Regions from separate parts of the Homo sapiens genome. Here regions 2, 3, 4 and 5 are each linked to region 1. A link is a loop called in an ENCODE intact Hi-C map of the cell type or tissue named here. Cell type or tissue: mammary epithelial cell. All regions are shown on one strand. Region 1 holds the start of SLC35F3 (solute carrier family 35 member F3). Region 2 has its middle 67 kb from the start of MAP3K21. Region 3 has its middle 93 kb from the start of KCNK1. Region 4 has its middle 110 kb from the start of MAP3K21. Region 5 has its middle 9.2 kb from the start of PCNX2.

What was found. A loop is a pair of places that touch in the nucleus more often than their neighbours do. Peaks named below come from ENCODE experiments on the same cell type or tissue, not always from the same donor. Only the 100,000 strongest peaks of a DNase experiment are listed, where the experiment ranks them.
Region 2: a loop joins it to region 1, with 3 times the contacts of the local background. A loop is called at or near these places in 6 of 110 quality-filtered maps.
Region 3: a loop joins it to region 1, with 17 times the contacts of the local background. A loop is called at or near these places in 7 of 110 quality-filtered maps.
Region 4: a loop joins it to region 1, with 7 times the contacts of the local background. A loop is called at or near these places in 10 of 110 quality-filtered maps.
Region 5: it touches region 1 in a loop (4-fold over the local background); 6 of 110 quality-filtered maps call a loop at or near these places.

What each region holds. Positions count from the first base shown.
Region 1 is chr1:233,901,570-233,906,569 of GRCh38, reverse strand. It overlaps SLC35F3 (solute carrier family 35 member F3), which reads right to left and starts at 1,894. Exons shown (of 8, transcript NM_173508.4): 1 at 1,440-1,894; 2 at 812-1,041. The coding sequence starts at 1,492. In mammary epithelial cell, a CTCF peak has its summit at 1,901 (motif pointing right); DNase peaks (open chromatin) are centred at 1,399 and 1,909; H3K4me3 peaks cover 2,275 bases; H3K27ac peaks cover 1,552 bases.
Region 2 is chr1:233,392,120-233,397,119 of GRCh38, reverse strand. No RefSeq gene overlaps it. Among named protein-coding and RNA genes, the nearest start is that of MAP3K21, 67 kb to the right of the region's middle. In mammary epithelial cell, a CTCF peak has its summit at 2,072 (motif pointing left); no DNase peak of the experiment used is centred here.
Region 3 is chr1:233,518,266-233,523,265 of GRCh38, reverse strand. No RefSeq gene overlaps it. Among named protein-coding and RNA genes, the nearest start is that of KCNK1, 93 kb to the left of the region's middle. RefSeq lists an enhancer at 4,549-4,843. In mammary epithelial cell, a CTCF peak has its summit at 4,762 (motif pointing left); DNase peaks (open chromatin) are centred at 2,545 and 4,715; H3K27ac peaks cover 1,584 bases.
Region 4 is chr1:233,437,982-233,442,981 of GRCh38, reverse strand. No RefSeq gene overlaps it. Among named protein-coding and RNA genes, the nearest start is that of MAP3K21, 110 kb to the right of the region's middle. In mammary epithelial cell, a CTCF peak has its summit at 1,959; a DNase peak (open chromatin) is centred at 1,911.
Region 5 is chr1:233,302,422-233,307,421 of GRCh38, reverse strand. It overlaps a transcript of PCNX2 not described here. Among named protein-coding and RNA genes, the nearest start is that of PCNX2, 9.2 kb to the right of the region's middle. In mammary epithelial cell, a CTCF peak has its summit at 2,732 (motif pointing left); no DNase peak of the experiment used is centred here.

The DNA of each region.
Region 1 (5,000 bases):
TATGTCAAACTACAGTGATGAGACCACCTAATTATGGTTATATTTATAGATATCTGGATTTCATCATAATCAACCTCTCTCTTGCAAAGTGAGAAAAAGAAATGTCCACCAAATTAGTCCTGGTGACATAAGATAATGTCTGTCTAATTGATCACAGCATCCTCAAAGCCATTAGCTAGGACCCACGGAAAGAAAAACATTTCAGCTTCTCCACCTGACACCAAACATTCAACTTGCAGGGACCAACACCACTATCTAGAATGATCCCTATAGAACCTCCTTACTGAAGACCGATAAAATCCAGGGGAGAAGGGCGTGAACGGCATCCAAAATGAAGACCCCAAGAATTGTCCTCTATCATCAGGGCTAGGAGATGCAAGGAAGAGTTAAAATCCTGGCTATGTAAGTCAGCATCTCCATCTGAGCCTGGTGAGACCTGACCGAGGGCCCTGTGAGACTTTCAGATCCGCGGGGAAGCCACACTGTCCGGGATACTTTGAGTTTCTGATCTGTTTCCCACGGTCTGCCACATAGGAGTGTCCTCCGTATTTGGCAGTGGAGAGATAAGGATACAGAGAGATCCTGTGTGTGGGAGAGGAAGGGGTGTAAGAGAACGCATCAGAACGCCTCAGAGGTCCAGGAGAACTCCGTCTCCGGGCCTCTTCCTCGAAGTTGCAAACCTGGGTCTGTATCAGCAGGCAGGGCGGGAGGGGGTGGCTGGACGCCTCACTGCGTGCGCTCCCCGAGGCTGCTGTGACAATGGTAAGAAGATGGACCAGTGAACGGGAAACATGACGTGAGGGGGTCTTACTTTTGCAGCTCGCTGCCCAGGGCTGGTAGCCATAGTAGCCAGTGATGCGCAGGATCCGCTCCTCGATGGACGTGAGCCCCACCGGCCCGCTGGTGAGATCCTCCACGGAGCGCGACCATTTCAGATCCTCCTTAATCGCCTCGTCCACCACCAAGTACTTGAGCTGCCGGAGCTGGGGGCTGATGTCGGACAGTCTCCGGGGGCTGACGTCCGGTGACCTCCTCATGCCACTGCGGTCGCAGGCGCCACGGGCAGGTGGGTGGGCAGGGGGAGCATGGACAGAGAGGAGGGGATTCGTGAGGAGCAGATCCCAGGGCGAGAGCAAGAGCGCGGCCGGGGCCCTCCGGGGGCGAGCGCCGCGGCAGAGCCCGCGCTCCTCCCTTCCCGCCGCCACTCACCCACTTCCCCGGGCAGCTGTCCCCAGTGCCCTATCCTGGGCGTCTCGGGGCAGTGCGGGTTGGGGCGAGTGGCGAGGGAAAGAATGACTGAAACTTCCCGAGCAGCTCCACCGCGCGCGCCGCCCTTCCCCGAGCCTCAGACTGCCCAGTGTCCCAGCTGCAAAGGGCTACCCCGGCGCTCCGGCCTCCCGCCCGCCGGCTCGCTCACCCACGCCCGGGGCGCTACTCACACGGCAATGCTCTTGCCCCTGGGTGCGCCGCTGGGAAACTCTCGAATCCCCATAGGCAAAGACAGAGTGGGACCGGCAGCTCCCAGACTTGAGGCGGAGGGGCCGCGGGCCGGAGCTCCCTGCAGCCGCTAGCCTGGGAAGACTGGAGTGCGCTGCCCACCGAGGGTCTGCGCCGCGCCGGCCGCCCCGGGCCGCTTTGTGCGCGCCCGCGCGGTCTGTACCCGAGCGCCTCCGCGGCGTGCGGCACGATGCAGGCGCGGCGGTTCAGCCCGGTGACTCCAGGCCGGCCCGCGCGCTCGCCGCAACGACCCGGCAGCCGAGGCAGCGCCGCGCCCCACGCCCGTCACCGTCGCCGCCGCCCTAGCACACCGCAGGCGTGAGTCTCGCCGCGACCGGGAGAGCCCTCCCAGCTGTGCGCTCTCGAGGCACCTGGTCGGGCGGGGAGGCGTCGGGTCGGGGCGCACAGGGGCCAGGCGGGGGCGCTGCTGCCCACTTCCCGCCTCCCGGGCGTGCGCTCCGCCCCGGAGCCCGCACCTCGCGCCCGCGCTCCGCCTGGAAGCCTTGGGGCACCGGACGCGCTCCTCCACCCTTCTCTTTTGACTCAAACCCTGCCGCTCCCAGTTCAGTACTTTTCTCTCTCTCTCTCACACTCTCTCTCTCTCTCTCTCTCTCTCTCTCTCTCTCTCTCTCTATGTATATGTCTGTCTCTCTCTTTCTCTAAATTAGCAAAACTACTTGGAAAGAAAGAAACCTGGTTCCATGCTCAGCATGCCAAGTGAATAAATGGCGTTTCATAGGCAACGCTGAGACACAAAATGTATTATCTATTACGCTGTGGGGATCTCTCAGTCAGACCTGGTCCTCAGAGAGCTTACTTTCCCACTGATGATGCAATTACGAAATCAGTTCTCTCTTCATAGATTTCCATTTTAAAAGCTTCTCATCTTTTTCCTTACCACCCCACTGCCCCCGACGGCCGAAAGGCATTCTCTTCAGACTACCTAATCACCTTTCCTAATATTATTTTTCATCGGGGCAAATTTAGAAAAGATAGAAGTATGTGGAGAAGAAAATATCCATTATCCAGCCAAAAATGACGACTTTCAATTATGAACGTATTCTCTTCCAGGCTTTTTTCCAACGCAAAATACAGTTGTCACAAAAATCGGAATGAAATTGTACACACTACTTTATGTACTGCTTTTTTTATATTAAAATCATATTGTATAGCAGCAAACTATGAATAGAGGGGAACTTTCTCAACTTGAAAAAGAACATTTACAAAAGCGTACAGCTAACACCATGCTTAATGGTGAGAAACTAGAAGCTTTCCTGTTAAAATAAGGAACAGGGCAAGTATGTCTCTACTCAGCAATCCTTTTCAGCATCATACTGAAAGTCCCAGCTAATGAAATTAGACAAGAAAAGGAAATTAAAAGTATACGTATTGTGAAGGAAAAGGTAAAAGAAAACTGTCTTTGCAGCTGACATGACTGTTGATGTAGAAAAATTTCAATTGACAAAAAAACTCTCCTGTTACTAATAAGCAATTATGGTAAGATTGAAGGATACAAAATTAATGTACAAAAGTCAACTGCTTTTCTATATACTAGCAACGAACAATGGGAATTTGAAATTAAAACCACAATACTATTTATATTAGCACACCACTCAAATGAAATATTTAGGTACAAATCTAATAAATATGTACAATATCTATATGAGAAAAACTACAAAACTGTGATGAAAGAAATCAAAGAACTAAATAAATAGAGAGATATTTTATGTTCATGGATGGAAAAATTTAATATTGTTAAGATGTCAGTTCTTCCCAACTTCATCTATAGATTCAAAGTAATTCCAATCAGAATCCCAGGAGGTTATTTTGTGAATATCACAAACTGATTCTCAAGTTTATATGAAAAGGCAAAAGACCCATAATAGCCAACACAATATTAAAGGAGAAGAACAAAGTCTGAGGACTGATATTGCCCAACTTCAAGACTTACTATAGTTACAGTAATCAAGACAGTGTGGTATTGGTGAAAGAGCAGACAAATAGATTAATGGAACAGAATAGAGAGGCCAAGATAGACCCACACATAGAGTCAAGTGATCTTTGACAAAGGAGCAAAAGAAATCTAATGGAGAAAAGATCACCTTTTCAACAAATGGTGCTAGAACAACTAGACATCCAATCACAAAAAAAAAAAAGAAAGAAAGAGAGAAAAAAAGAAAAGAAGCTGGATACATAGATACAGACCTTACACCTTTCACAAAAATTAACTCAAAATAGATCATAGACCTAAATATAAAATGCAAAACTATAAAACTCTTAGAAGATAAAAAGGAGAAAACCTAGGTGACCTTGGGTTTGTAAATGACATTTTAGATACAACATCAAAGGCATGATCCATGAAAGTAAAAATTGGTATTGGACTTCGTTAAGATTAATAACTTCTGCTCTACAAAAGACACTGTTAAAACAATGGGAAGAAAAGCTACAGACCAATAGAAAATATGTCAAATCATATACATGATTAAGAACTGTAATAAAAAATAAGAATAATTAGAACTCAACAATAAGAAAATGATCCCAATTAAAAAATTGGCAAAACAGCTGAACAAACATATCAATAGAGATGATATACAGATGGTAAATCAGCACATGAAAAGATGCTCCACATCATACATCATTAGGGAATTCCAAATTAAGACAAAAAAGATGTATTGCTATACACCTACTAGAATGAATAAAATCCCAAACGCTGACAACATCAAATGCTGGCAGGATGTGGAACAGCAAGAAGTCTCTCATTCATTGCTGGTGGGAATGCAAAATGGTACAGCACTTTGGTAGACAGTTTGAGTTCCTTACAAAATTAATCATACTGTTACCATGCAACCCATCAGTCATGCTCCTTGATATTTACCTGGATGAGTTCAAAACTTAAGTCCCCACAAAAATCTGCACACAAATGTTTATAGGAACTTTTTTCATGATTGCCAAGATGTCCTTCAGTAGCTGAATGAATAAACATACTGTGGTACATCCATACAAAAGAATATTCCGTTCAGTGATAAAATGAGCTATCAAGCTGCAAAAAGACATGAAGGAAATTGAAAACATATTGCTAAGTGAAAGAAACCGGTCTGAGAGAGGCAAAACTATGGAGATAGTTTAAAGATCACTGGTTCCCAATGGTTGGGGAGAGGATGGGATGAACAGGCAGAACACAGAGGATTTTTAGGGCAGTGGGTTGATTTTGTATAGTACTGTAATGGTAGATATATATCATTATACATATGTCAAAACTCAGTGGATGCACAACCCTAAGAGTTAACCCCAATGTAAACTATAGACTTTGGGTGATAGTGATGTGTCAATGTTGGCTCATTATTTGTAACGAATGTACCACTGGTGCAGGATGTTGACGTGGGTGGAGAGAAGCTGTGGGTGTGTGACAGGGGGAAGGTATTTAAAAACTTTCTGTACTTTCTCCTCAAATTTGCTGTGAACCTGAAATCGTTCTTTAAAAAAAGTCTATTTTAAAAACTTCA
Region 2 (5,000 bases), 510 kb after region 1:
ACTCCAGCCTGGTGACAGAGTGAGACTCTGTCTCAAAAAAAGAAAAAAGAGAGAAAAAAAGAAACTTCAGAAGGAAAGGAACTATACCCGCCCAGAACATTTCAGGATGATTTGTAATAATTAAAAGCACCAAAGAGAATCGTAAATGCAGTGATGTGAAACAAGCAAATTGAGGGAGATTTCTACCATTATCTCACATATATTTTTATGATGCACAAGACAGATTGCCATCTTTAAACTACATAAAATATTAATGCATTCTTTAATTTTGTTAGTCTTCTGTTAGTGAGAAAAATTTCCATATTCTGTAAGCAGGAGATGATGACCAGAGGCGAAGGAGACTTGTTGTCTAAGGAGTCCCTTCTCCACCCTCTGTCATTTTAAGTGCTATCCTCCTTTGAAAGTGAATCATTTTGGTAAGCTAAATAATCTTGATATTGGGGTGTGAGTGTATGTGAGTGTATGTGTATGAGTATTTATGTGTTGTGTATACTGGGTGTGTATAAGTGTGTTATAAGTTTGTGTATTGTATGTGTTTACGTATACATTGTGCATATAAGTGTGTATTATGTGTGTGTTTGTGTTTACGTGTGTTATGACTGTGTTGTGTGTATAAGTGTGCATTGTGAGTGTGTTCTGTGTGTTTTCATGGTGTGTGCATAAGTGTGTGTATAGGTGTGTGTTATGTATATGTGTTATGGATATTATGCATTGTGTGTGTCTTTTGTGTGTTTGTGTGGTGTGTATGTGTGTGTGATATCTAGAGTGATAAAATTGTATCTCCTGGGTCCTTGTCAGTAACCAGTTTTTGGCTGTGCCTATAGATGTGAAGTAGGGGTATCTCTTGCTGGGAGGTGAAGCCGGCTGGGCTTCTGGGTCGGGTGGGGACTTGGAGAACTTTTCTGTCTAGCTAAAGGACTATAAACACACCAATCAGTGCTCTGTGTCTCACTAAAGGTTTGTAAATGCACCAATCAGCACTCTGTAAAAACGCACCAATCAGCACTCTGTGTCTAGCTAAAGATTTGTAAACACACCTGTCAGCACGCTGTAAAAACGGACCAATCAGCAGGACGTGGGCGGGGCCAAATAAGGGAATAAAAGCTGGCCACTAGAGCCAGCACCGGCAACCCGCTCGGGTTCTCTTCCATGCTGTGGAAGCTTCGTTCTTTCACTCTTCATAGTAAATCTCGCTGCTGCTCACTGTTTGGGTCCGCACTACCTTTATGAGCTGTAACACTCACTGTGAAGGTCTACAGCTTCACTTCTCAAGTCAGCGAGATCACGAACCCTCTGGGAGGAAGAAACAACTCCAGAGGCGGCACCTTTAAGAGCTGCAACACTCACTGCGAAGGTCTGCGGCTTCATTCCTGAAGTGAGCGAGACCATGAACCCACCAGAAGGAGGAAACTCCGGGCACATCTGAACATCTGAAGGAACAAACTCCGGACACACCATCTTTAAGAAGTGTAACACTCACCGCGAGGGCCTGCGGCTTCGTTCTTGAAGTCAGAGAGACCAAGAACCCACCGGAAGGAACTAATTCCAGACACATTGCCACTGAGTAAATAGCGTGTTGAGAGTGTGTGTTGTGTGCTCCCAGTGTCCAGTATAAGACACAGCCTGTGACCAGTTTTCATTTATAAAATGACTATTAGAGGACATTTCTTAAGCAGGTACTATTTTTAGATGGGTTGTTGAGTGCAGCAGGGAAGTCCGCTTTCATCCTCTGTCTGAGGGTGATGGGCCACCTACTACTTGAAACATTTTGGTTCACTTCCACCTAGGCTGAATTTGGAGATCTAACCTAGCTGGGAAACTCCTTCCCTACTCAGAACAGATGTACAGAAAAGATACGTTTATAAACACCTCCCTGTTGTTTCTGTGTAAATATTACTGAAAAACCACTTCCTTTGCTCCCCTCATCTTTCCAGTATCTTTCTAAATCACTTCCACTGTTATTATGCTCTTTTCTTCTAAGGCTATAAATTCGGCTGCAATTCAAATAATCCACTGTGTTGGGCTTCCTTGTCTGTGAAGTAATATGAATGGAGTGCCATCTAGTGATCAGAAAGAAGACAGCAGAAACCCAGCCCAAAGGGTTCCACAGGAGTCTTTCATGTTTGCAAACAGATATGTTGAGTTTGGGTGATAAAGAGATGGGAGGAACAATTATTACCAAATTCACGAAATCATGTTTGCCGTTCTATAAATGCCTACCTGTTTCAGAGAAAAAGACTTGGCTATTTGAAAAATTCAATACCTGTTAAGCAATAAGACCTACACATTTTTCCAGTTTTTACACAACCATGGGTCACTATGGCTCACATGATCAAATGTAAGTAAAAAAACTTATTGGTCTTTTGACAGAATCTTTTTTTCAAACAAATAACATTTTCCTATAGATTTATGCAATACATTTAAATTTGTATTTTCTGTAGAAAACATTTCTTAATAGAATACACTAAAACTTTTTGGAGAGGGTATATTAGAATATGTTCTGGCTTTTTGACATTTAGAGTGATAAAATTGTAACTCCTGGGTCCTTGTCAGTAGTCCAGATTTTGGCTATTTTTATAGATGTGACATAGCAGTATCTCTTGCTACTAAGCAACTACTGCCAGGCTAGACTAACACCAGGAGGGACATGACATTGCTGACAGAGATCCTGCAGCCATCTGTAGGCAGCAGATGGGGTGGGGCAAGGTGGCCACTGAGGCCTGGAAAATTAATCACTATGTCTGAGGTCAAATGATGATCAAATAAAATATTGGTTCTCTGACCTATAGTTTTGGGGAATGGGGAATTTTAAATATGGTGTGTGCAGTATGCTCGCTCTCTCTGTACACTTGAGAAAAGAACAGGAAGGAGAAAAAGTAAGGAGTGATAGCATGATCTAAATCATGGTGTCATATTTCTGGATTGACATTGCCCCCTTGGGATTTTGTAGGTAGGTGGAGCTCCATAGGGCTGCTGCTTTTAATAAACCCGATGCACACCTAGCTTCTCTTCCCACTTCCACTTAGCGGGGACATTAAGTGCTGATAGCTCCAGGGAGTGGCATAATTCTTAGATAATATTAGCCCAAAAATTTTTGCTATGAATTAAGAAAAGTATTTGAGAAGTTTGATGTGATCTTCACTGCTTTCTACTTTCTGAGTCTTTCTTACCCACAAGTTATCATTCCTCTTTGCATCTCCTCTGGTTCTTTTTACTCTTTCCAAAAGAGCTTTCCTCAGTGTTTTTCTCTTTACATTCTTTCCCTGAGCTATTTAACATCTTCAACGATCACCAAAATTCCGATGACTCCAGAATCTCTGTCCAAGTCCGACTTCTGTCTCAAATTCCAGCTCCACCTGGAATTTGCTCGTTGGATACCTGTAACTTTTTCCACCATTCAGAACTGCAGACGTTGCCTGTCCAAAACCGAGCACCAATCTCCTCATGTTTCCTTTCCTGTGGGTGGCCCAGAATCTCCCAGCTGACTCAGCATTCTGCCCTAATGAACCTCTTGTTCTTTGCTTTCCACAGCCAGTTGTGCTGTTTGGAGATTGAGCGGTTCCTCTCACATACCCCAGTCCTCTTTATTCTTGCTAGAAAAGCTGATTAAAAAAAAAATCTTTTCCTCAATGGCTCCAGTTTTCCCTTCTCAGATCTACTTGACATACTAAATATATGGCACTCTGTTATGGGCTGCGTTGTTTTTTATGGACTAAGTTTTGTACCCCTCAAATTTATCTGTTGAAGTTCTAATTCCCAGCCCCTCAGAATGGGACTGTATTTGGAGATAGGGCCTTTACAGAGGCGATAAGGAAAAATGAGGTCATATGGGTGGGCTGATATGACTTCATTTTACCTTAATTACCTCATAAGAGTAAATGTAGACACAGACACATAGAGAGGGAAAACTATATTAGGACACAGTACAAGACAGGGAGAAAGGCCTCAGGAGAAACCAGCTCTGCAGACACCTTGATCTTGTTGATCTTGGATCTCTCACCTCCAGACTGCCTTCGGACTCTATCTGCAACAGCAGCTCTTCTCTGGGTCTGCAGCCTACTGCCCTGCCCTGCACAATTCACACTTGCCAGGCTCCACAAACATGTGAGCTAATTTCTCTCCTTCTTTGTTTTCTTCCTTTCTTTCTTTCTTTGTTTCTTTCTTTGTTTGTTTCTTTCTTTCTTTCTCTTTCTTTCTCCTTCCTTCCTTCCTTTTTTTTTTTTTTTTTTTGACACAGAGTCACGCTCTGTCACGCAGGGTGGAGTGCAGTGGCATGATCTTGGCTTACTGCAACTTCCACCTCCCAGGTTCAAGCAGCTCTCTGCCTCAGCCTCCTGAGTAGCTGGGATTACAGAGGCCCGCCACTACACCAGCTAATTTTTTGTATATATATATTTTTTAGTAGGGACAGGGTTTCACCATGTTGGCCAGGCTGGTCTTGAACCCCTGAAGGAGAAGGAAAAGGAAAAGGGGAAGGGGAAGGAGAAGGAGAAGAAGAAGAAAGAAGAAGGAGGAGGAGGAGGAGGAGGAGGAGGAGGAGAAGAAGAAGAAGAAGAAGGATAAGAGGAAGAAAATAATAATAATAATTGCTTCTCAGGCTGGATTCAAATCCAGCAATTTATTTGATCTCTCTAAGCTTCCATTTCATCATCTATAAAATGGGAATAATTCATTCATTCATTCTTCAAAAACTTACTGAATAACTCTTAATGATACCAATACATTCATGATATTGCAACTTCAGAGTGACTTGGTAAAGGGAGACCTGTAATTTCCAGATGCTGTTGCTCTTTACTAAAAAGACTGAAGGAAGAGAAAATTCACTGGTGGGAGTGAATCCAGAACTTCATCTGGGCTGTGTCCAGTTGAGATGTCTTTTAGACATCCAAGAAGAGGCAACGGCTAAGCAGCAGGATATATACAAGTGGAGTTCTAAGAATAGGATGGGTCGAGAGACAGAAATTTGGGGGAAAAAATGTATTTAAAGCCTATGGGATAAA
Region 3 (5,000 bases), 380 kb after region 1:
AATGCAAACAATCTCTGGAGGTGTAGCAGTCATCTCATGACCAGCAAAACAAAAACCACATGTTCATAATGGAAGAACAGATAAATCCAAGGAGACTGGGTCTTTGTTGATCACCTTAGGAGCCTGCACCAGCCTCAAGCTGGTACATCCAGATTTTTAATGCATGAGAAAAATAAGCCCCATTGTTTAAGCCCTTGTTGTCAGAGTTTTCATTTATTGGCTCCAAATCCTGAATGAAACAAGGGATGCTTTTCTTATCCATGCCTTGAGGAATACATGATTTAAATTTCCGGCCTGAAAGATTTTGCTAAATGCTATAGGGAATGCTAATGAACTGCTATGCAATTATATTTACATATTATTCTAGATGATAGTTTCTCTAATATAAATAAGACAAATTTATAAAATAAATGTTCTGAACATCAACTGAAATATTACAAGGTTTTTGTAGGCATCACTTTCTTATCATTTTCGTTCTTGGAAATAGTAAGCAGTCAGTAAATATTTTCCCAACAAATGACACAAAGGAGTAAAAAGGCCGATTTGAACATTATTTTTTTACTTAATAATAAGGACTATAATTAATGTTTGAGAGTAACTTGGGAAAAAAACTATAAATTCAATTCTACTGTTCATAAAGTAGTTATACATCACAATATCTGGGGGACTGGAAATAAAATACAATATAATTTAATATTTGAGTAATGAGGGAAACATCACCTGAAATGAGAATGATGATTTAAAACTTGCAACCTAATACATTTGTGAAAATTTATTAGTGAATTTCATCTAGTGCTATCCAAGATGATAGATCGTCAGAAAATTTGAAATGAATCACAATTATTATTCATTGAGGAAACAGCTAAATGTATTAGGAAAAATCTCAAAAATGGCATAAAAATAACATTCTCAGATATTCAATGATAATTTTCCCAAGTGTTTTATATGAATTATGTCATATAATTATTTCCATAACCCTAAATATGGATAATATTTTTTTCTATTTTATAAATAAGGAAACTAAGACATAGGCAAATTAAGTAAATTGCCTAAGTTCACACAGGTAATAAGTGATACAGCAGGATTAAAACCAAAGCAGTCAGCTCTATTGATGGTCTGGAAGTTACTTCCTATGCCTAAAGATGGCAATTATCAACACCAGATGCAACATAAAAATAACAACTGGCCAGGTGCAGTGGTTCATGTCTGTAATCCCAGCACTTTGGGAGGCCAAGGCGGGTGGATCACGAGGTCAGGAGTTCGAGACCAGCCTGGCCAATATGGTGAAACCCCATCTCTAATAAAAATACAAAAATTAGCCAGGCATGGTGGCAGGTGCCTGTAGTCCCAGCTACTCTGGAGGCTGAGGCAGGAGAATTGCTTGAACCTGGGAGGTGGAGGTTGCAGTGAGCCGAGATCACGCCACTATACTCTAGCCTGGGCGACAGAGCGAGACTCCATCTCAAAAAATAATAATAAAATAAAATAATGACCTGAGTACTTTGGAGAGTAAATAAAATCAGGCAGCTTCTGAAGAGAAGCCAACAGTTGGAAGAAGGAAATGGCACAGAGTCAGTTTCTCATTTTGAAATGGCTCTTAGCCTAATGTCAGGCTATAGCTGGTGCTGCACAGGGCAACTAAAACCCAGATAAAAACCCACAGTCTTTGTGGTTTGAGAAACCAGGGAACAGAGTTCAGGACACTCATATTCACTAGAAAGTGAGGAGAAAACTCTGGAGAGCAAAGGGCAGAGAGGGAGACACCAAGTATATGAAATTTTTCTAAGCCTTTGGTTGACCCCTGAATACACATCAACGTTGATGCACCTGGAGGCAACAGCTGGATGTGACTTGGAGTTGTCTCAGGTTGAGGAGATGATGTGAAACTTGTGATTTTATGTGCAATAATTAGGTTATGTTAGGCAAAGACACCTTTGGATATATGAGAAGAAAGGTTTATTGGGGTGGGTAGCCCACAGGTGTGATTTCAGAGAGGCATTTTGAAACAATCCTCCCTATTGGTAACTGCTCCTGGCATTCATGAGTGGTCCTGCATCAGCCATGGCTTCTGTATCAGTCAAGGTTCTCCAGAGAGACAGAATATGTATATATATGAAAGACAGTGTATTAGGGAGAATTGGCTTACACGATTACAAGGGCAAAGTCCCACGATAGGCCACCTGCAAGCTGGAGAATGAGAGAAGCTGGTAGTGTGGCTCCTAGGGAAGGCAGTAGGTAGCTCAGTCCCAGTTTGAAAGCCTCAAAACCAGGGAAGCCAGCAGTGCAGGCCCCAGTCTGAGACCAAAAGCTTGAGAGCCTCCAGGAGGCTCCAAGAGGTTGTTAGTGCAAGTCTCAGGTCCAAAGGCTGAAGAACGGAGAGTCTGGTGTCCAAGGGCAGGAGGAGAAAAGGTGTCTTGCTCCAGAAGGGAGAGAGAGAGAGAGAAGCAGCTAAGAAAACTGCTTGTCCTCCTTCTGCCTGCTTTGTTTAACCAAGCTCCCAGCCAATTGAACAACGTGGGCAGGTCTTCCCCTGCCTTTCCACTGACTCACATGCCAGTCTCCTCTGGAAACGCCCTCACAGACACACCCAGAAACAATGCCTCACCAGCCATGCAGGCATCCCTCAATCCAGTCAAGTTGACACCTAATATTAGCCATCACAGCTTCCTATGTCACTTTGGGTCTCTGGTCCTAGTGAAACAGGTTCTATCAGATTCTCTCTCCTAGAAAATTGGAAATTCATGAGAAAGCACATAAAGAATGGGGTCTCTGGGGCTGAATCACGCAAATAGCAGTGCTAGAGAGGAAAAGTTCACAAACTGGCTGAGTTCCCGGGAAGAATCTGCTTTTACCCTTCCCAACAGGGCTGAGTTGCTCACTTCTTCCCCGAATTCAGTGAATATGCCACTATTCTGTCAAAGAATATATATACATATATATATACATTTTGTCCCTTAAACTACTAGGAGTCAGCTTCTGTTACTTGCAGTCAAATGAGCCACACTTTGGTTATTTAGAGCCCAGAATTAATGAGGAATAGCCCTCAGTGATATGAATTTGAGAGTGGTCAAAATGTCACAACCATTGACATTCATCACCATGGTACTGCTGGAAACCTTTTATTCCCACCATTAGAATAACTTTGGGGATTAAAAGCATTGTCTCTAAAATGTCTTTTTTAAAGAATTAAGATTAATAGTAATGTTGGGAGTAGAACCCCCTAACGTATGCATGATACAACTCAAACTCATTTTTCAGGGCAAGTGGTCCGAGACAGGAAAGCTTTGCCCCTGAGGGGCAGGAAAAATGCAGCACAAGAAGCAGAGAGGCCAGCACACTGAGGGGGCAATCAAGGGAGGGGGGCTTTGGGAGTCTTAACTTTCTCAGCTTTACCTAGGAGGCAGCATAATGACTGCTATAAAGCCAGTATGTGATGTCCAGAAGATGAGGTCAGAGAGAGTGTCAGAGCCAGATCACTTAAGACCTTGCAGGCCTGGGCAGAGAGTTTGGATTTTTAAAAGTGTAATGGTAAGTCATTGAGAGCTGAGCATAGAAGAGTAAAATCATCGGATTTAAGTTTTCGAAAGATCACTCCAGGCTGGGTGCAGTGGCTCACACCTGTAATCCCAGCACTTTGGGAGGCCAAGGCAGGTGGATCACGAGGTCAGGAGATCGAGACTACCCCAGCTAATATGGTGAAACCCCGGCTCTACTAAAAATGCCAAAAAAAAAAAAAATTAGCTGGGCATGGTGGCGGGTACCTGTAGTCCCAGTTACTCTGGAGGCTGAGGCAGGAGAATGGCGTGAACCTGGAAGGTGGAGCTGGCAGTGAGCCCAGATCGCGCCACTGCACTTTAGCCTGGGTGACAGAAGGAGACTCCATCTCAAAAAAAAAAAAAAAAGATCACTTCCACTGACCCATGCACAATTGGGGGCAAGGGCAGATTCAGAAAATCAGGTAGGAGTTAAAACAATAATCCAGGCAAAGAGTAATGGCATCTTAGATGAAGGTGGTAGAAATGGGGGTGACAAGAAGTGCTCAAGTGCAAGATGTACTCCAGAGGTAGATCTTTAAGGATTTGCTAATGGATTGACAATGTGGTATAAGAGAAAGATAAATCAAAGATGATTTCTAAGTATTTGGCATGAGCAAGTGGGATGATCATTTGTTTCACCAAGATGGGGACTGTATCAGTCAGGATCCAGTTAGGAGGAAGAAACTATACCTGTTATTTTAACAGAGATTATTTAATATAAAATTTAATATTAAAAAATAACCTAGGCAAAGTGAACACCATGGTATCACTGAGGTAGCAACTGCAGGAAGCAACCACCACTCCCAGGGATGGAAAAACAAACAGAAGGGGTTGGAATTATGAATATTCAGAAGCGTGGAAGCAGGTCCGATGTAGCTGAGTACGATGAGAAGGGGGCACTGCTTAGCTGGTGCTATTGTCTCTCAGCTTAGAGGAAAAGCACTGCAGAGCTGGGACCCAGACCTCCCAGGTGATTGGTGTTGTTGGTTTCTCCAAGAAGACATAACAAAAGCTGGGAAAAACTGTGATCACTACTGGCATCAGGATAAACCACTGCTGCCAGGTGGAAAAGCATTGCCAGGGTTAGATTGACAGGAACAGGAAGTCAAAACAGGAAGAGAAAGTAAACCAGGAAGAAACCCAAAAGGAAGGAGGAGCAAGTTCCTTCTGTCTTCTCCAGAGTTAAAGTTTTTTTTCTCTAGCGCCCCCTCCTGGCAAAGCCTAACAGGGACCCACTGGCTAAACAAATGTGAGGAGACAGGTGGGGTTCAAGCTGAGAAATAGCTTAACAGCTGATAGAATTTGGATTCGGGGGCATGTTTTGGTAGGAAGAATCAAGACTTCTATTTGAGGGATCTATTGTGATGCCGAATGGAGATGTTGGGGAGAGAACAGGTTATACAACCAAGAGATGAAGGAAAGGTTGAAGCTGGGGTAGAAATTTGAGATTCAATAATTACCATG
Region 4 (5,000 bases), 460 kb after region 1:
TAACACAGTGAAACCCTGTCTCTACTAAAAATACAAAAAATTAGCCTGGCGTGGTGGTGGGCACCTGTAGTCCCAGCTACTTGGGAGGCCGAGGCGGGAGAATGGCATGAACCTGGGAGGTGGAGCTTGCAGTGAGCCAAGATCACGCCACTGTGCTCCAGCCTGGGCGACAGAGTGAGACCCTGCCTCAAAAAAAAGAAAAAAAAAAAAAAAAAATGCTTAGTAGTGAACCAGGGTCAGGGATAGTGAGAGTTAATATTAAAACAATTTTTGTGGCTGCACCTGTAGTATTTATCTAAAGCATTCTGGCACATGCACATGGACACGTACACAGTATTTGGATGAATATACACAGCATGGAGGAAGAAATGAGCACGTAGATTTGTGTGAAGAGACAGAGGTTAAGGAATGTGATGAATCAGGACCTCTTTATAGCCATGGATGTTTTTCTCTTGGGGAGTTTTCATGTTCTTTCACCCACTTTGGTTTTGGTGGGGAGATACTGCTTTGACAGAACGGGTAGTGAGTGTGTTACCATTCTGAAACCTGGGGCTCGGGGTGACCTACTGTCTTAGAGAAGCGGGGGGGCTTATCACCAGCAAGGGAAGGAAAAAATGGGAAAAGCAAACACATTCTTGAAATGATAGCTTCTGGCAAGTCCCTGGTACATCCCCCAAAACTCCAGATTTTTTTAAGGAAATCCAGGCTTTAGTAAGAAACCAGGAATGTTCTGGAAACATTAAGGGAGGATAAAACCTCTGCTCCCGCTTAACCTCCTTTCACAGCCCTGAGGGAAGAATTGGCTGAGCTAGGCAGACAGATGGGAGAGAGCCAAGAACTAGGATAAGACAGCCAGCATCCTGGACACCACGTTCAACCATATTTACAACTTAAAATGGTGGTAATAAGTAGGTGTCTCCTTTTCAAGTGAACGTGATTTAACCTTCCAGCTTCTGTATGGTATTTGTGGAAAGGGTTATGAATTTAAAGAACTACCTCTATTCTATCTCAGAAACCTGACTCCAGTTTTACCACATTAGGAAGACAGTACAATATTCAAAACTGCATAAAACATGAACAATTCTCACCCTATACTAAATAAATTATCTGAATTTAAGATATTGAAAATGTATTCATCCGCCCATTCAGCAGCTAATTGACCCATGATGTAAAGATGCTTCTAAACTCCTTGGGAAAACAGACAGTTACCAAAACCGTGTGCCAGGTGTTTTGATGAGGGTACAAACATAGTCAAGGTGGAAGGGTCGAGGGAGGACTGGGCAAGGTTTCCCAGAGGAGAGTGTTTCAGCCCTGTACTAAGGCAGACTCACTGAAAGTGCCAGGCTGTGACAAGAGCTTGTGTCAAAACGTAAATCAGTACACTGCTTCCTTCTTCAAGAGAATCTCACTAAAAAAGAGAACGAACTGAAATAAATGGTCTGCTTAGAGATTTAGTTCACTTAGGTTCTGACACAAGCTCATCTTGTCGTAAACCAGTAACAAAGGGTCCTGGCCAGCAGCTGGTGTGTGCACCATACTTTGAGCACTTGTACTAAAAGACAATCAAGAGTCATCCAGGGGAAAGGAAGGAGGGGTGCCCCACAGAGAGAACAGCAGGGGCGAAGGCCTAGAGGCAAGAGAGGGTCTTCCATATTAAGAGAACTGCACAGTAATTCCTCTAGCCCCAGAGGGTGAGAGACCAGAAAGTTCAGCAGGGGCCAAGCTTGTTTTAAATTAAGGAAGCATGGACTGAAAGAAACCTAATTCTTGCCTTCATCACAAGCTCACGTCAGCCTCCCGAGAAAAGCCTTTCCGAAGCAAGCATTCAGCAGAGCTCTTAGCCTTGAGGCCAAAGGCGCCATTCCTTCCACAACTCTTGTTTCAAGGAAGCACAGGAAACCTTGCATTTAAGCAGAGAAACCCGCTAAGATGAGTCCAACAGCGACATCTATAGACCACATCTAAAAGTCTTGGTTTCGGAAAAACCCAATTTCTCTGTTATCGGAGTTATGTGAGTTATCAGAGCAGTGAGAAAGGTTTAGCTGCTTTTCAAGGAAAGAGAAGGAGAGAGAGAAGAGTTAGAGGGTTAGAGTTGCCTTTGTCCACAGTCTTTATCCCTGAGATCAGACATCAAGCAACCTGTGTGCGTATGGAAAAGGGTGTAGGGGTTACTGTTAGGACCACTACCCTTTTTTTTTTTTTTTTTGAGACAGGGTCTCACTCTGTCGCCCTGACTGAAGTGCAGTGGCGCAATCTCAGTTCACTGCAACCTCTGCCTCCCAGGCTCAAGCAATTCTCCTGCCTCAGCCTCCCTAGTAGCTGGGATTACAGGTGCACACCACTACTGCCCGGCTAATTTTTGTATTTTTAGTAGAGATGGGGTTTCACCATGCTGGCCAGGCTGGTCTTGAACTCCTGATCTCAAATAATCCACCTGCCTCAGCCTCCCAAAGTGCTAGGATTACAGGCATGAGCCACCGTGCCCAGCAAGACCACTACCATTTAAAGCTTGACTTAGCTTTAAATCCCTAAACAACCGAGACTCATTTATTAGCTTCTTTCTTGTGGGAACAAAGATATTAAGCCAATGTTGGTTTTCAGGTTCTCTGAGACAGAAGTGGAAAGTCGGGAAGTAAAAACGTACATAAAACAGGCCAGGTGCAGTGGCTCACACGTGTAATCCCAGTGCTTTGGGAGGCCGAGGCAGGAGGATCGCTTGAGGCCAGGACTTGGAGATCAGCCTGGGCAACATAGTGAGACCCTATCTCTATAAAAAATTTTAAAAAACTGGTCAGGTGTGGTGGCTCATGCCTGTAGTCCTAGTTACTCCGGAGGCTGAGGCTGGAGAATCGCTTAAGCCCGGGAATTTAAGTTTACAATGAGCTATGACTGCACCACTGCACTCCAGCATGGGCAACAGAACAAGATTCTGTCCCAAGAAACAAACAAAAAGCACACACAAAAATAAAACAAACCACGTATGGCCCATTGTGCCCAGGTCCAATCCCAGGAATTTCCCCTGGGAACACATCCCGATGAAGCATCTGTGAAAATTAGATGCTTATTTTCTTTTGCCTTCTGACCAACTTGTACATTCTTTGGATTCACGGAACAGTTTTTCTTCAGATGTTGTGAATATGACTCATTGATGCCCTTTCCAAGAATATTCAGCATTAAGTGGGTTTCCCAGGAATTTTTCTTCAGAATCCCAAAAAATAGGACACTGAATTTCTTCTCTTTTCCCTCCCCTTTCTGGCAGCTGTGCTCAGAAGGCAAGGACAGAGCTCTTCAATGTTCATGGGCCTGTGAGCTGCTTCCTGAGATGTGTAGCTTCTACTTAGGCATGGCAGGTAATAGATGGAATATACATATTTTTAAAAAGAAAAGTTAACTGTAGTAAAATGAGACTGTACTTAAAATACAGCCCTGGCCCGGCATGGTGGCTCACGCCTGTAATCCTAACACTTTGGGAGGCTGAGGTGGGAGCATCACTTGAGCTTAGGAGTTTGAGACCAGCCTGGGCAATATAGTGAGACCCCATCTCTACAAAAAAAAATTTTTTAATTAGCCAGGTGTGGTGGCACATTCCTGTAGAACCAGCTACTCGAGAGGCTGAGGTGAGAGGATCACTTGATCTCAGGATGTTAAGGCTGCAGTGAGCCATGATTGCATCACTGCACTCCAGCCTGGGCAACAGAGTGAGACCTTGTCTCAAAATATATATATATAGCCATGTTTCCCACCCATGAGGGCACTGGAGAACGTGCAGATCCAGAGGTGCTGAGATTCTGAGAGGAAATGATACCTTCTCATCCCTTATCTGGTAGAGAAGGACTCCTGGAAGATGAGGCTTTTACACATGACGCTCTCCAAGGACATTAAAGAAACAAAGGTAAGGTCAGAAGAGGCCAGTCTAGAAGGTCAAATTAAGGAGCTTGAGGTCCATTCTGCTTGTGATAGAGACTAGAGTTTTGTGGAGGAAAAGATAAGAGGAACGCATGACATCAGTAATTGTCCTTAAATCACCTGCTGTGTGTTCAGCAACAGGTTGAGCCATCTACACACAGAAACTCAGTTTCTAGGGCTCCTTACCTTCCAGGAGATCATGTATAATTTAGTTCCTGCTGAGTGGAACTTGACTTGACTGAATAGGTCTTTTCCTAGAAATTTCTATGCATATGGAATATTTTGCAACTAAAATTTTCAACAATTTATCCTCAATAATGCCCAGCGCTGTGATGAATACTTCATACAAATTTTTGTTATTATCATACTCACTTAAAAATTTTGGAAATTTGAGCTTTGAAGCTTTTAAATATTGCCCAAGATAAAGTAGTAAATGACATAGAGCTGGAATTCAGACTCCAGTCTTTCCTACTCCAGAAAACTCACTGTTATTAAGACTCTTCTCTGCCTCCAATAAGCATAATTTCAGAAATACATTATCAGCTTTTGGGGCTAACCCTCCCCTGGCAGTGGCTTACAATCCTTTGAAGATCATTTGCCTACCTACTCCTAAGTGAGGTTCTCTGCTCTAAAACAATTCTCATACCTCAGGCTCCCTTGTGGATGTTTGATATGGCTTGGCTCTGTCCCCACCCAAATCTCATCTTGAATTGTAGCTCCCATAATTCCTATGTGTTGTGGGAGGGACCCAGTGGGAGATAATTGAATTATGGGGGCGATATTCCCCATACTGTTCTCGTGGTAGTGAAGTCTCACGAGATTTGATGGTTTTATAAGGAGAAACCCCTTTCACTTGGCTCTCATTCTCTCTCTTGCCCACGCCGTGTGAGAAGTGCCTTTCACCTTTTGCCATGAGTGTGAGGCCTCCCCAGCCATATGGAACCATGAGTCCATTAAACCTCTTTTTCTTTATGAATTACCAGTCTTAGGTTTGTCTTTATCAACAGTGTGGAAATGGACTAATACAATATTTAAAGAAAAGTACAAATTTTAGCCTCATCAGATAACTAGCACCTTATATGCTGGAGATAGAG
Region 5 (5,000 bases), 600 kb after region 1:
GTGTGTCACATGGCGTGAGAGAGCAAGAGAGAGAGGAGGGAGGTGCCAGGTTATTTTCAACAATCAATTCTCCCAGGAACTAAGAGTGAGAACTCACTCTCTCTGAGAATGGCACCAAGCCATTCATGAGGGATCTGCCTTCAGGACCTAAAGACCTCCCACCACACCCACCTCCACCGTTGGGGATCAGATTTCAACATGAGATTTGGAAGGAATAAATATCCAAAGTATATTAAGTAGCAAATATGTACATTGATCTTTCACAGAGGATTTTGTAACCATAATTTCATCAACTTCTCACATTATATAATTCTGAAGAAAATTCTGAGGTCAAGCTAACACTTTCCTTTTATATGTAACTTTATTTCTTTATCTATTTTTTATTGGATTACCCAACAGATTCTTTATCTTCAAATTTTGATAACTTTACCATAATATATATCTTTTTAAAAATCACTATTTTATTTTAAGGTAGAGTACTTGTAGAGAAAAATGCATGAAACATATATACACAGCTTAATAAATTTTTATAAAACAAATACTCTTGTAATCATGAGCCAGGTAAACATACAGAATGTTTTCATTCAGAAGCCCTCTGAGTGTCCTTCCTAATCACAACATTCTCAGAATAAATTGCCCCTTCAGAATTGATAAACACACCAAGGGAAAATCAAATCTCAAAATCTAAAATGAATAATTCTTCACAATCATGTGAAGGTGGTCAGATACCTTCAAGCACATATTTTGGTTTATTTGTTTTTTTGAATACAGCTTTATTGATGTATAATTCACATGCCATACAATTCAGCCATTTAACATGTATATTTCCCAATCCAATAAAAATATTTGTCCTCTTTCGAGCCTTTTCAGACTTGCTTAAAGATGTGCCCTGCTTTCCCCAGATAGATTGATTAAGTAATAAGCTTTTTCAGAACCTTGTGTTGTTTGTGTGATGTCACTAGTGTTGACATCCAAACCAAATTTTAGATGGGGCTTCATGCTACCAGTACTGGATATCTACATGTTGTTGCCCAAGACTTCTCTTTCCTTGTTAATCTTCTGCCTAGTTGTTTGATCCATTATTGAAAGTCAGGATATTAAAGTCTCTAACTATTGTTGTTGAATTATTAACTTATCCCTTTAATTCTGTCAGCTTTTGTTATTTACGTTTTGAGGTTCTGTTGTTGGGTGCATATAGGTTTATAACTATTTTATCTTCTTAATGAACTGACCCTTTAATCATTATAAAACGCTTTTCTTTTTCTTAGTAAAAACTGTTGTATCAAAGTCTATTTTGTCTGATATTAGTACAAATAAATAATAATAGCTGCCCACAAAACACTCTAACTCTCTTGGTTTGCTTCTTCTACCCTTTTACTTTCCACCTGTTTATATCCTTGAATCTAAAGTGTGTCTTTTCTAGCATTTGATCATGTTTTTAAATTCATCCTGGCAAACTTTGCCTTTTGATTTTAGTGTTTAACCCATTTTCATTTAGTGTAATTGCTGATAAGGTGAACTTACATCTGCCATTTGGATACTTGTTTTTATATGTCATGTGTGTTTTTGTTTTTCTCTTCCTCCATTACTGCCTCCTCTATTGTTAAGTGGATATTTTCTAGTTCATTCTTGTGTTTCCTTTACTGTATTTTAAAATTTAGTTTCTAGGCTGGGCATAATGGCTCATGCCTGTAATCCCAGTACTTTGTGAGGCCAAGATTGGTGGATGGTTTGAGCCCAGGGGATTGAAACCAGTCTGGGCAACCTAGTGAGATCTTGTCTCTACAAAAAATATAAAAATTATAAAAATTAGCTGGGCGTGGGAGCACACGCCTGTAGTCTCAGCTATTTGGGAGGTTGAGTGGGGGAGGATCACTATAGCCTGGGAGGTTGAGGCTGCACGAGCCATAATTGCACCACTTCACTCCAGCCTGGGTGATGGAGTGAGACCCTGTCACAAAAGAATAAATAAAAGAAAAATAAAATGAAATTTAATATTTTAGTGATTGCCCTAGAGATTACAATTAGCATCTTAAAACAATCTAATTCAGATTAATATTAGCTTCATTTCAATATTATATAAAAACTAACAATATAACTCCATTTTATCTCATTTCCTTTGTGCTTTTTTTTATACAAATTGTATCTTTATACATTATAAGTCCTTCAACATAGTTTTGTAATTCTTGCTTTACGATTTGTCTTTTAAAACAAATATGAGAATAAAGGAGCTATATACAAAATATTTTTATACCATAAAGAAACTTGTTCTACTACACAGAAGTCAGTTGCCCTAGAACCTTTCTTCATGTTATTATTATCATTGTTTTTGTCATTTTGGGGATGGGGAATGATATATCCATTGAATGTTTAGGTAAGTTAAAGTCCTCTTTTGTTTCTGAAGAAGTTCTTCAATTATAACTCATAATATTCCTTATATTCCATTATTTCTATTCTGTTATTCAGGAACACTAATTTGTGTAGAAGATTAAGGAAAAATAACCTAAAAATAAATGATAATAGTCACATGCAAAACACACATACAATATACACTGACCATACAAGATATGAAGGTGATCTTCACAAAATGTAATTAGGTGAAAAGCAGACCTGTCATTTGGGGGAACAAGCTTTCTGCAATATTGAATTTGCCCTGTTAAAATCCTTCCTTGCTTTGCAATACCAATAACGTATTTTATTTTACTACATTCTAAGCAGTGTTCTGGTGCCACCTAGTGCTACAAATGAGTAAAAGCCACTCTGCTTTTTCTTTTTCTCCCTTTCTCCTCTGCCCATCCTTCCTTCCTTTCCCTCCCTTTATTCATCTCATAATAACTGGCATTTTCTATTTCACATTTCACTGTCTGAATTATAATATGTGCTTAAAAGAGCCAAAAGATGTAATTTATTTTTTATGCTTACTCTTGGGTAAACACATTTGGGAAAATATCAAATTATCTTGGAGTAAAGGTTTAGTATTCTACCTATTAGGCATTTCCTCATTAACATAGTCTTTTTGTCGTCTGTATTTCCCTTCTTTGTGCTAACTGAATGAGGATTAGCCTACCTTTTCTCTGCCCCCTCCACATTCTTTCAGTTGTGTTCTGTGAGATCCTCATATCATTATAAATAATCTTTGCTTTACCTCTAACTGCTACACAAAATAATACTACCCCATGCTCATGCTCCTCTGTGCCACTTCTTCATATGTGTCCCCCATGTGCTGACACCATCCTGTCCACTGTATAATTCCACCTCTATTGGAAATGCATCACTTTATATTTCTGACCCCTTTAAAAAAGTTTTAAGAGTTTATGACTTTTAAGCTAGTAAAATTGAATAATAAAAAATAGATCATTCCAAAGAAGCCAAGAGAAAGCAAAGTGGAAAAAAGACAAACTCAAAATCGTGATATGATTAAATCCAGTACTATTACAACTGCATTAAATGTAACAGACTAAATATTCTAATTAAAGTCAAAGATTATCAGATCAAATAAAAACTGTATCCCAACTATATGCTGCTTATAAGAAACAAACATGAAGACAGAACATAAAGACACAGAAAAGTTAAAAGTAAAATGATACAAAAATATATAACCATATAAACACTAACCAGAAGAACCCTGAGGTGACTGCATTAATATCAGATAGAATAGAATTTAAATTTTAAAAATTCCTGGAGTGCAGCACACCAACATGGCACACGTATACATATGTAACTAACCTGCACGTTGTGCACACGTACCCTAAAACTTAAAGTATAATAAAAAAAAATTCCTGGAGATATTCTGCATGATTATAAAAGGTTCATTTCTTCAGAAAGATATAAAAACTTAATTTAACATAGTGTGTATATAATATGTATAAATGGCTTTATAGATATATATGTACATATATGATTTTTTGAGACAGGGTCCCACTTTTTCGCCCAAGCTGGAGTACAGTGGTGTGAACATGGCTCACTGAAGCCTTAACCTCTCCTGCTCAAAGGATCTTCCTTCCTCAGCCCACCAGGCAGCTGGGACTACAGGCACACACCACCACACCCAGCAAATTTTTGTATTTTTTTGTAAAGACAGGATTTCTCCATGTTGCCCAGGCTAGTCTCAAACTCCTGAGCTCAAACAATCTGCCTGCCTCGGCCTCCCAAAGTGCTGGGACTATATATGATTTTATAATGATCTTTGATTTCTCACTTAGTTCTGTAGAAAGTCCTCTGAACTCTAAATAATTTTAATTATTTGAAATTTATTGAGGCTTGATTTATGTTAAAGAATATGGTCCATTGTGTGTGTGTGTGTGTGCATTTGTATTTGACAAATCTTAAAAAGAATGACACCTCTGTCATTAACTGATAGAAAGGCAGACAAAAAGTCTGTAAGGATGAAAAATATTTGAGCAAATGATTAGCAGATTTAACTAGGGGACATTTACAGAATACTGCACTTTTAGAGTGCAGAAAAATCATTCTTTTTAAGCTGACACACACATTTACAAAACTAATCATATTCTTTGCCATAAATCAAGTCTGACAGTTATTAAGAGTATGTTCTCTGGAATTAAATGAGGATATAGATTATTAGGAAGTGCTCATATATGTCTATACATACTTAGAAGCAATATACTTCGAAATAATCTATAGGTCAAAGGAATCCTAATGGAAATTAGAAAATATTCTGAATTGAATGTAGTAAAATATATTGAAATTTTGAGAATGCAACTAATGTCATACTTAGAGGAAAATGTATAGATTTAACTGTATATATATATATATGATGGAAGGAGAAGCAAAAAAATGCAGGTGAAGCATACATCTCAAGAAGATAGAAAAAGTAAAACAAATAAGGCTGAGACACAGTACAAGAGAAACATAAAGAACATAAATTGACAAAATTAAAAAAAATCATTTGATAAAGAAGATGAAAAAGCTGAAATTTTTTCTTTGAGAAGACTAAATAAAATGAGAAATTCCTAATGAATAATCATGAAAGAATGAGA